2 separate regions of the Homo sapiens genome follow, and region 2 is linked to region 1. A link is a loop called in an ENCODE intact Hi-C map of the cell type or tissue named here. Cell type or tissue: endothelial cell of umbilical vein. All regions are shown on one strand. Links, peaks and the distances in the headings refer to the core of each region. The heading gives the core; the rest is flanking DNA. Region 1 overlaps SMIM12 (small integral membrane protein 12). Region 2 overlaps ZMYM1 (zinc finger MYM-type containing 1).

The links. A loop is a pair of places that touch in the nucleus more often than their neighbours do. Peaks named below come from ENCODE experiments on the same cell type or tissue, not always from the same donor. Only the 100,000 strongest peaks of a DNase experiment are listed, where the experiment ranks them.
Region 2: a loop joins it to region 1, with 2.4 times the contacts of the local background. A loop is called at or near these places in 2 of 110 quality-filtered maps.

The regions. Positions count from the first base shown.
Region 1 is chr1:34,849,871-34,855,252 of GRCh38, reverse strand. It overlaps SMIM12 (small integral membrane protein 12), which reads left to right. Exons shown (of 2, transcript NM_138428.6): 2 at 1-4,891. Among named protein-coding and RNA genes, the nearest start is that of SMIM12, 7.2 kb to the left of the region's middle. RefSeq lists enhancers at 732-1,602, 2,027-2,256. In endothelial cell of umbilical vein, for the core only: a CTCF peak has its summit at 2,404; DNase peaks (open chromatin) are centred at 2,372 and 3,632.
Region 2 is chr1:35,112,793-35,118,174 of GRCh38, reverse strand. It overlaps ZMYM1 (zinc finger MYM-type containing 1), which reads right to left. Exons shown (of 10, transcript NM_024772.5): 10 at 2,316-5,198. The coding sequence ends at 2,916. Among named protein-coding and RNA genes, the nearest start is that of ZMYM1, 36 kb to the right of the region's middle. In endothelial cell of umbilical vein, for the core only: no CTCF peak of the experiment used is centred there; a DNase peak (open chromatin) is centred at 2,434.

The DNA of each region.
Region 1 (5,382 bases), core at 75-5,074:
GCTCATTCTTACTGAAATCTGTCTTGTCAGCTCAGGAATGGGATTCCCCCAGGAAGGAAAGCACTTTTCTGTTCTGGGAAGCCCAGACTGTTCACTTTGGGGCAGGGACGAACATGTGCCTCGTGAATTTGCTTGAAAACAGTCACCATCTTCTACCCCCATCACTGTATAGTGAAAAACCTGATTAAAGTGGTATCTGAGAACCATAATGATCGAATCTTATCATCCAGGTGGTATTTGGGGGTCTTCTTAGGAGTTAGGCAAGTACAGGCATTTTAGAGCAGGATAACATTGGTATTAAAGGGTGCCAAGGAGCCCTGGAAACTGCTTTACTAGTGCGGTTGCACTGAACCCTGGAGGCACAGATTCCCAGGAACCTTTTTACCATTATTACAATTGGCTGCAGCACCTTCAAGTCTAAATGGAGGTAGACCTCACATACACACACATAGACGCCTTTCCCTATAAAAGTATATACGCACATTCAAGAAAATTTGGTAGGGATTTTAAAAAGGTCACCCATGTTCCCAGCTCGTTAATAACAACCGTTAACATTTTGTTGTCTTTTACTAATTCTCTGCATAGGTTTTAGAGATAGTTATCATTACTGTACATTTAATTTTATATACTTTTCTCACTATTATCATTTTCCCATTTTACATGGTCATCATAATTGGTTTTTTGGAGACAGGGTCTCACTCTGTCACACAGGCTGGAGTGCAGTACAATTACGGCTCAGTGCAACCTTGACCTCCTGGGCTCAAGTGATCCTCTCACTTCAGCTCCTCAAGTAGATGGGACTACAGGAGTATGCCACCATGCCCAGCTAATTTTTTTATTTTTTTGTAGAACCAGGTCTCACTATGTTGCCCAGGCTAGTCTCAAACTCCTGGGCTCAAGTGATCCTCCGGCCTTGGCCTGTAGTTTCTTTTTTCTTTTTTTTTGGAGATGGACTCTCATTCTGTCACCCGGGCTGGAGTGCAGTGGCGTGATCTTGGCTGACTGCAACTTCTGCCTCCTGGGTTCAAGCGATTCTCCTACCTCAGCTTCCTAAGTAGCTGGGATTACAGGCGTGCGCCATCGTGCCTGGCTAGTTTTTGTGTTTTTAGTAAAGACAGGGGTTTCACCATCTTGGCCAGGCTGGTCTCGAACTCCTGACCTCAAGCGATCCCATCTGCCTCGGCCTCCCAAAGTGCTGGGATTACAGGTGTGAGGCACCGTGCCTGGCAGTCTGTAGTTTTTTTTTGTTGTTGTTGTTGTTGTTGTTTTAAATATGGAGTCTCGCTGTATTGCCCAGGCTGGAGTGCAGTGGCGCGATCTTGGTTCACTGCAACCTCCACCTCTTGGGTTCAAGCGATTCTCCTGCCTCAGCCTCCTGAGTAGCTGGGATTACAGGTGTGCGCCGCTACGCCTGGCTAATTTTTGTATTTTTAGTAGAGACAGGGTTTCACCATGTTGGTCAGGCTGGTCTCAAACTTCTGACCTTGTGATCTGCCTGCCTTGGCCTCCTAAAGTGCTGGGATTACAGGCGTGAGCCACCGTGCCTGGCTGTAGTTGTTTATAATAGCAACATAATTGTCTATCAAGTGGGAGTATGACATAAGTTTATCCTGGACAATTTCCATATTGCTGGACATTTGAATTGTTTCTGGTTGGTCACTCGTTTAGATACTGCAACGAATATCTTATATGAAGCTTTTCCTGCGTTTTGGAATAAACAGTAAAAATAGTAAATGTCATTTTGGATGAAATGGGATAAATGAGCAGTTTTGAGGATCTCATGCATAACACCAAATGTCTTTCCAAAAGGGCTCTAGGAGTTTCTACTAAATCTTACCACTGAAGACGTTGCTGGTAAGGCTGTGAGGGGAGTAAAAGCAGAGAGCAGGAAGAAGCATAAGAAGCTGTTGCCTCTTGAAGCCTACTGATGTTTAACTAAAGTCAGCACAGGGCAGTAGTGAGCATTTGATGAATTGATCTGCCTCTAAAAGGGAGTGGGTATTGGCCCTGCTTCTTAGGTTCTCTCTCGTGAGGCCTGATGGTGTCCACAGGTGGGTGAGGGTGGAGTTCCTGAACAGTTAGAGGGGCCAGCTGTGAAGAGGTGCCAGCTGGAGGTGCCTTCCAGGACCTGGTGGTGGCCTGAGAGGAGGGAGCAGGTTGAGTCGTTGGCTTCTTCTAAGGCTCCCTGAGGCCTAGTGGGAATGCGGAAATGAGCTGCTGTTGCTTCCCAGGGAACAAATCGGATGGAACTTGGGAAGAGACTGTCAGCTACCAAGTAAGGAGATTTCTGGTTCTGGCTGCAGGTTCTGGCTGATGAGCAGGCCTTATCGGCACACCAGTGCTGCCACCCTATGGCAGTCCTGGGCATTACCAAGCCTGCAGTCACTTCCCTGGGCTAAACCAAACACTAGTGCTGACAGAGGTCAGGTGACAAATGAGCCACCACGCTGGCAGAAAGTATAGACCTGCCGAAAGGGGGCAGTGGTGACTCACCTTCCAATCTGCTGCTCATCCAGTGGTACCAGATTTTTGAATTTTTCTAAAAGATGTTCTAAGAGCTCCAGAGGGGGTAAAAAAAAAAAAATGAAGAGATGCTAGAAATTCAGGGTTTTTTGGTGTGTGTAACCTTCTGATTTTCAAGTGTTGATAATTCATTATACAAAATTCTAAGCATGCTATCATACCCGTGGGGTTAATTTGACCCAGTGGCTGCCAATTTGTGACCTCTCAAACTGCCTCCTCCTTCTGATGACACCTATAATTATGGTTTTTTTTTTTTTTTTTTTTTTGGCGATCTAACAACTTGTTACAAATATTAGATCCCAGAATTGGTTTCCCTCAAAACACTTTTGGGCATCCTGTACAAAGGCAGCTTAATAACCTAAGAAAAATGTGAGGATGGAAAGCCTACAGAAATAATAGCAAACACATTTCCCATGGACATTTTTGGATTTTCAGATCTTTTAAAATATCCCTGTCACCACCCGTTGGCCTCCACTTGGTGTCTGGTCGAGAGAGCCCTATCTTTGGGAATCCAGGTGGCTCCCTTCTTCCAGTCTCACTTTGATTGTGCCCCCTTTTAAATTCTTTTCTTTCCTTTCCAAGGGCACTTTGTCACTGAATTCTTCCTCTAGCAAGTCTATTAGTGTTCTCAGCTAGATCTTTCTTTCCCACAGGCTGGCTGAAATCAGCCGTTGCGGTGGCTGTAAGATAGTATATGTGCTCTTGCCTCTGCTCGGGTGACATTAGATAGCAAGGTTTATGTGGACGTGGGTATAGACAGGTCAGGGTTGCTGGGATGAACCAAGGTGCAGACCGGTTTTCTTCCATGCTTGCTGATTCACCTTGGAGGCATGTGACCCTCTTTTTGACTGGCCTTCCAGTCACAGTTCACTGAAACACATGAGTGAGTGGATGTGCTTGGGGCTTTTTGCTCCCCGCTTACCCCCGTCTCTTCCCAGCCCAATGATGGTGGTGGCTTTAGTATAGGGTCCTCTCCGAGCACGGCAGGAATCACTTCTCTCCCTGCAGCGGTTCAGTGTCTGGTGCTTTTCCACTCTTTCTAGACTCTTTCCTGTGCCTGTTGCTGTGTTAGCACAAGTCGGCTGGGCAGCTGCCAGAACAAGCCTGCCAGGGAGCCTTTTGACTCTGGTCAGCTCCCCAGGGCTCCAGGCTGGTGGGACTGCCGCTGAGTGAAACATCATGGAATTAGCCTTGCCAGAGTCTGGGTTGGGAGCCAGGCAGTGAAAATGTAAAAGCCCCTCCGTCTTGCTCACTTTTCCTTTTCTACTTTGCTTTAGATCTCTAAGCACTTGTAGGGTAGGGAGCCAGGGCAGTGTAGCAGAGGAAAAATAAAGTGGATTCTAGAGTCTGACAGGCTCGAGTTATGAATACTGCCTTAACAATTAACTGGATGACCTTGGGCAAGTCACTTAGCCCTTCTGAACCTCAATATCCTCACCTGTAAAATAGGGGTAAGAATTTTTGTTGGGTTGTTGTGAGGATGAGGTAATTATGTAAGGTTCTTAGCATAGTACGCTAAGAACTTTATATACATTGTCACAGACTGTGCTAAAACTTTACATACATTACCTCATCCTCACAACAACCAGTAGGTACTCAGTAAATGTTAGCAGCTTTAATTGTATTGCAGGAAGAACCTATGTTTCCTGCAATAGTTGTGTGTATCCTTGTGACCCTGGTGAGGTGGGGATCTAGGGGAGAGAGCAGCCTTGGCTGAGGGACAACAGGGACCCTCATAGACCTGGTGGTTGAGGGCTGCTTAGAAATATTTCACAGAGAGAACTGGCTTGCATAAGAACCAAGAAGCACAAGCTGGTCAGGAGATTGCAGGCTCCACACCTGCCTTAGTGGTAGTTCCATCAGTGCAGTCTGCAAAGTCAGAGGGAAGCAGATTGGCCAGAATGCCCAGGAGGTCACAGATCAGGAGAATTGGGAGGGGAAAGAGCCTTGGACTTGGAGGCAAGCGATCTGAGTGATGACCTGGGGTATGCCGCTTCACCTCTACTGGCCTTGGTTTCCCTGCAAAATGGGGAACGTGTTCCCTGCTGATCGTGTGAAAAGAGTGAGACAACCAGTTTAGAGTGCTCTGAAAACATGCAAGTGCTAGATATTACAGCCCAGTAAAACCTCCTTTATCTAGTTGGGATGGCAGCCAGTCTGAATAATAAAATACAAATACATGTGCTATTATTTCTTTCCTGTACAGAGCGTATTTTATAGTATTTGCTAAGTAGAAGTCTTTAGGGGAATCAGTTTGAAGAGTGAAGAGTAATTAGTAACCGGTGTATCAGTTTTCATCCTGTTCCAGCAGTGCCTCTGGTACTTAAAAAACAGTTTATTCTTTTTGAATTAAACTTGTTAACATCAATTATGTGTTAATCAGATCCTTTTTACATAATACAAAAGTAAACTCTGGCTTTGTTTTTTGTTAAAAAATGCCTAATGGGCCCTTCTAATTATTCAGATTTAAAAAAATCTTTACTAGCGCCCCAGCAAGGGCACCTTTTCCATGTAGAAGAATCCAAAGTCCTTAGGGCCCTTATTCCCTCTCTCACTGCCCAGTTTCTTCACTTCCAACCCCTGCTGCAATTCCGTTTCTCCTTCTCTGAGCCTAAGCTGCTAAGTGCAGCTGGAGTAATTTGCATAACCATCTCGCCCGGCCCTCTTCCTTCATGGGTTGTGGATGCAACAGAGTCTGCAACACTTCAAGGTAATTTTTTTTTTTTTTTTTTTTTTTTTTTTTTTTGAGACGGAGTCTCGCTTTGTCACCCAGGCTGGAGTGCAGTGACAGGATCTCAGCTCACTGTAAGCTCCGCCTCCTGGGTTCACACCATTCTCCTGCCTCAGCCTCCCGAGTAG
Region 2 (5,382 bases), core at 77-5,076, 260 kb before region 1:
CTGCCTCCTGGGTTCAAGTGATTCTCCTGCCTTAGCCTCCTGAGTAGCTGGAATTACAGGCACCCACCACCACACCTGGCTCATTTTTTTTGTATTTTTAGTAGAGATGGGGTTTCACCATGTTGGCCAGGCTGGTCTTGAATTCTTGACCTTGTGATCCGCCTGCCTTAGCCTCCCAAAGTGTTGGGATTATAGGCGTGAGCTACCGTCCCCAGCCTATTTTCTCTCTTTTTTGAAACGGAGTTTCTCTCTTGTTGCCCAGACTAGAGTGCAATTGCACGATCTCAGCTCACTGCAACCACAGCCTTTGGGGTTCAAGCTATTCTCCCGTCTCAGCCTCCCGAGTAGCTGGTATTACAGGCATGTGCCACCACGCCCGGCTAATTTTATAGTTTTAGTAGAGACGGGGTTTCTCCATGTTAGTCAGGCTGGTCTTGAACTCCCGACCTCAAGTGATCTGCCCGCCTCGGCCTCCCAAAGTACTGTGATTACAAGTGTGAGCCACTGCGCCAGGCCTGTTTTCTCTTTTTTAAGGTGGAAATCAATAAATTAGGGCCGGGCATGGTGGCTTATGCCTGTAATCCCAGCACTTTGGGAGGCCAAGGTGGGTGGATCACCTGAGGTCAGGAGTTCGAGACCAGCCTGGCCAACATGGTGAAACCCCATCTCTACTAAAAATACAAAAAAATGAGCCAGGCGTGGTGGTGGGCACCTGTAATCCCATATACTTGGGAAGCTGAGGCAGGAGAATCACTTGAACCCGCGAGGTGGAGGTTGCAGTGAGCCAATATCACGCCACCGTACACTCCAGCCTGGGCAACAGAGCGAGACTCCGTCTTAAAAAATGAAAGAAAGAAAGTAAAACAGGTATATAGAAGATACTGAGAATATTTTCTACAACTCTAGGCAAATGCATTTGAAAGAAAGCCTCAATGAAATAGATGTTCTCCTAGAAAAAGTACAAGTTATCAAAATTGATGAGAGGGTAAGGGAGAAACAGCTGGAGAAAAGTGCCAGAGAAATAGTCTTTAAAAAAAAAAAAAAGGCCGGGCGCGGTGGCTCACGCCTGTAATCCCAGCACTTTGGGAGGCCGAGGCGGGCGGATCACGAGGTCAGGAGATCGAGACCACGGTGAAACCCCGTCTCTACTAAAAATACAAAAAATTAGCCGGGCACAGTGGCGGGCGCCTGTAGTCCCAGCTACTCGGGAGGCTGAGGCAGGAGAATGGCGTGAACCCGGAAGGCGGAGCTTGCAGTGAGCGGAGATCGCGCCACAGCACTCCCGCCTGGGCGACAGAGCGAGACTCCGTCTCAAAAAAAAAAAAAAAAAAAAAAAAAATTCCAGGCCTAGATATATATACCACTTAATTCTTTCAAATCTTTGAATATCACATTTTCTTTGTTATTTAAACTTTTCTGGCTGGGCGTGGTGGCTTATGCCATAATCCCAGCACTTTGGGAGGCCCAGGTGGGCGTATTACCTGACGTCAGGAGTTCAAGACCAGCCTGGCTAACATGGTGAAACCCCATCTCTACTAAAAATACAAAAATTAGCCAGGCGTGGTGGCGTGCGCCTGTCATCCCAGCTACTTGGGAGGCTGAGGCAGGACAATCACTTGAACCTGGGAGGCGGAGGTTGCAGTGAGCCGAGATCATACCATTGCACTCCAGTCTGGGCAACAAGAGCAAAACTCCATCTCAAAACAAAAACAAAACTTTTTTGAAGTATAAAGAAATAGTCTTTTCTTTGCAGGTTACTTAAATATAGTTATATTTTCATAACATGGCTTAATAATTTATTGTGCCATCCAGCTGAGATGTATAAATCAAAACCACAGCAGTGATTTTAACGTTTAAACAGGACAGTCTACAAAAAAGGAAATACAAATGGCTCAAACAAATAAACAGATACCTAACTTCATTCTTGTTTGTTTTAAAGAGATAAGGTCTCACTCTGTTGCCTAGACTCTGGAGCATAGTGGTGCAATCATGGCTCACTGCAGCCTCAAATTTCTGGGCTTAAGCAATCCTCCTGCCTCAGCCTCCCAAGTAGCTGGGACTTCGGGTGTGCAGTACCACACTTCACTAATTTAAAAAAAAAAAAATTGTAGTGATGAGGTCTTACTATGTTGCCAACCTCATCTTGAACTCGTGGCCTCAAGCGATCTTCCTTCCTGTGTAGGCCCTCAAAGGGCTGAGATTATAGGTGTGAACCACCACGCCCAGTCCCCAACCTTATTCTTAAGTGAATATACAAAATTCTACTGAGATTAAAACGCCATTTTTAAAGTAAGAGATTAGGAAAGATCAAAACATTTGATAACACTTACAAAGATTTAATAGGCACTCTCATGCATTGTGGGTGGGACTGTAAACTGGCACAATCCTTATAGATGGCAACTTGCCAATATCTATCAAAAGTAAAAATGCACATATCTTAACCTAGTAATTCTAACTTTAGATTTCCAGCTTACAGTAAACTCACTCATGTGCAATGTGACCTATATAAAAGGTTATAAAATGAATCATTATTTATAATAGCAAAAGGTTAGGAAAAAAATGTCAGCAGGGACTGCTCAAATATATTATGGTACATTCATACAATAACATCTGCAATTATAGACCAAGAATCAAGAAACTCTTCATGTAACGACATGGGACAATCTCAAAAATATGTTACACAGAGAAGACAAGCTGAAGAACAGTATACACCGTACAATACCACTTAGGAAAAATACCTCTAGAGGGATATTTAAGGAAAAGATAACACTTTTTGGGAAGAGAAAATGAGTTCTAAAGGAGGGAAGGAGACTTCACTGTTTATCGTTCTGTGTCTTTTGAATTTTGAACAATTTTGAAATGAAAACATCCCAATGGAAATACAAGTCTTTTAGGTAAGTTCAAATGAGCATGTATTATATTTCTTTCATCTGACTGATAAACTTTTCCACAATTTCATTGAGTCTTTCAGGCTCCATTAGTTTATTTACCAACTCCTGCTCAACAGCCATTAGGGCTGGGCCAGTAAGCTTCTCTTGTCCCATGGTATTACATAAATATGTCTTAAGACGAGGCAGGGTAGAAAATGAGTTCTCAGTACTTGCTGAAGTAATTGGCCAAGACAAAGCAATATATAATAGCTTTGAGAGACAAGGAATATTACTGTGAAGACCATGCTGAATAAACAAACAGCCGAGACTGACGAAGTTTATGCAACTATCATCTATGACAAAGTTAAGCTTTGCATAATGTCGATAAAATCTAAGTTCTGGGATAATGTCCTCATCAAGTTTATAAAATTCCTGAACATGTTTTGCTGTTGTTTCATTTAATGGTTCATTCCATTTAAATAACAGTTCTGAAATTTGCTTTATTTTGCAATAATCAAACTCCGAAAAACATAACTTTAAATTTTGTAATATAGTATCTAATCCTTGGTAATAGATATTAATTTTATATTGTTCTTCTGTTGAAGTAGGAAAAAACATATTATCTGAATTGCCAAGATCTACTGATTTCTGAATTTTTCTTCTTTTCTGAAGAGAAGGTTTTTCAACTTTAAAACCTTTACAGGTTATTTTTTGACATATTTCCTCTGTTCCATCCCAGATTGTTTTAAAGTATACGTCATTTCTTTCAGATGATAAACATTCCAAAATTGCTTCTATTTTTGAAGACAAAGAAAAAATGTCTATGGTTTTATTTTGAAGCTCTTTGGAAAGAATTCCTGTAACACTCAGCACTCGATACAGGAATTTCAAACAAAAGACAAATTCAAATTTGGAAACCAATGTCAGCAAATGACTCAATTCATCGGCGAAACTTGTATTTGAAGAATGGCTTGCTATAACTTCCAATGTTTCAATAATCTCTGGAAGACTGTCAATCACAGATAGTAATGTACGATCATGGACTGTCCAACATGATTGTGATATATGTTTCTTGCATGTTTTGTTTTGACTTAGCCTATAAATGTTTCGAAAATTTGCCAACATTTCCCCAGACATACAAATAGTGTTGAACAAAGAACTGAGAGTTTTTAGAGCACTTCGGAGTTCTTTTACTTCTTTACAAAACCTAATTATTGATAAATCCAAAAAGTGTGCATAACAATGTATGTATAAAGCTCTTGGTTCTTCTTTCTTGAATTCTGCTGCTATTTTATTAAATTTTATCTTCAAATTAGTGGTGCTATCATAGGCCTGGCCATGTATTTTATCCATATCAACTCCAATTTGCTGCAGATAAGTTTTGATAGTCCTATGTAAGTGGGTCCCAGTCATCTCCTCAGTATCAACAAAACCCAAGAATCTTTCCTTAATTAAGATAGCCTTTGATGATTTTTGTGGGTATCTTACACAAATTGAAAGCTGTTCTTTCATGGCACTATTGATTGTCTCATCACATATGATTGAAAATGCTGAGGAGTCATTGATCTCATTCACAATATCCTGCAACATTTCAGTCTTTATTATTTCGATAATATCACTTTGAATTTGTGTACTGTTATAGAAGTCAACTTGTGAATTCATAAGTCGAAATGTTTCTTCTCCTTTATCTTTTGCTCTCATTTCTAACAATTCTAAAAAATTGCCTTTATTCACAGATGAAACTGACTGGTCGTTTCCTCTTAAGGGTAAACACTGCTTTCCAAGAAATAAAATATTTTCAATTATAAGCTTTAGGTACTTTTTATTTCCCTCAATCTGTTTCGAATGAATAGATAAATCGTCACTGACAGCTCCATCACAAAATTGGTATTCTCTCCAAAATTCCAATGACTTCAAATGCATTTCACTTTTTTCATGCTTTCTGAATTTTTCCAGGGTTTTTTTCCAATTAGAAGTTCCGTGGGTTGCAAATGACTCTCTTCCACAGCTAAAATATTTTTGGCAGAACAACTGGCATGAATAACAGAATGCCACATCTTTTTTACTGTTTTCCAAACACTCAAAATCTGCACAACAAGATTTTTTAATACTTCGTGATTTACCTTTAACTTTTTGTACTTTGGATGTACATTTTGGGTGACATAGTTCATCACTTATTTTCATAGATTTCATATTGTCTTTTTGTACTTCTGTACTGGAACCAATTGCATGCTGACTGAATACTGATGAAGATGGTGAAACGCTTGGCTGTTCCGTACTACTACTAGCAACAGCATTACTGGGTTCACTAGGTGAACTCTTAGAAAGCTTTGGGAGAAAATGAGAAAAGAACATTTAACAGTTTTCAAAAATTAATTAAAATATCAAATATATCTACTCTAATAACATAGTAAAATAAATGGCTGAGTTACAGTATGAGCTCCACTAGGGGGAAACGTTAACAATTACGTATAACTTATTTATTTGCAATCTAGATTCAGCATTAAATGTT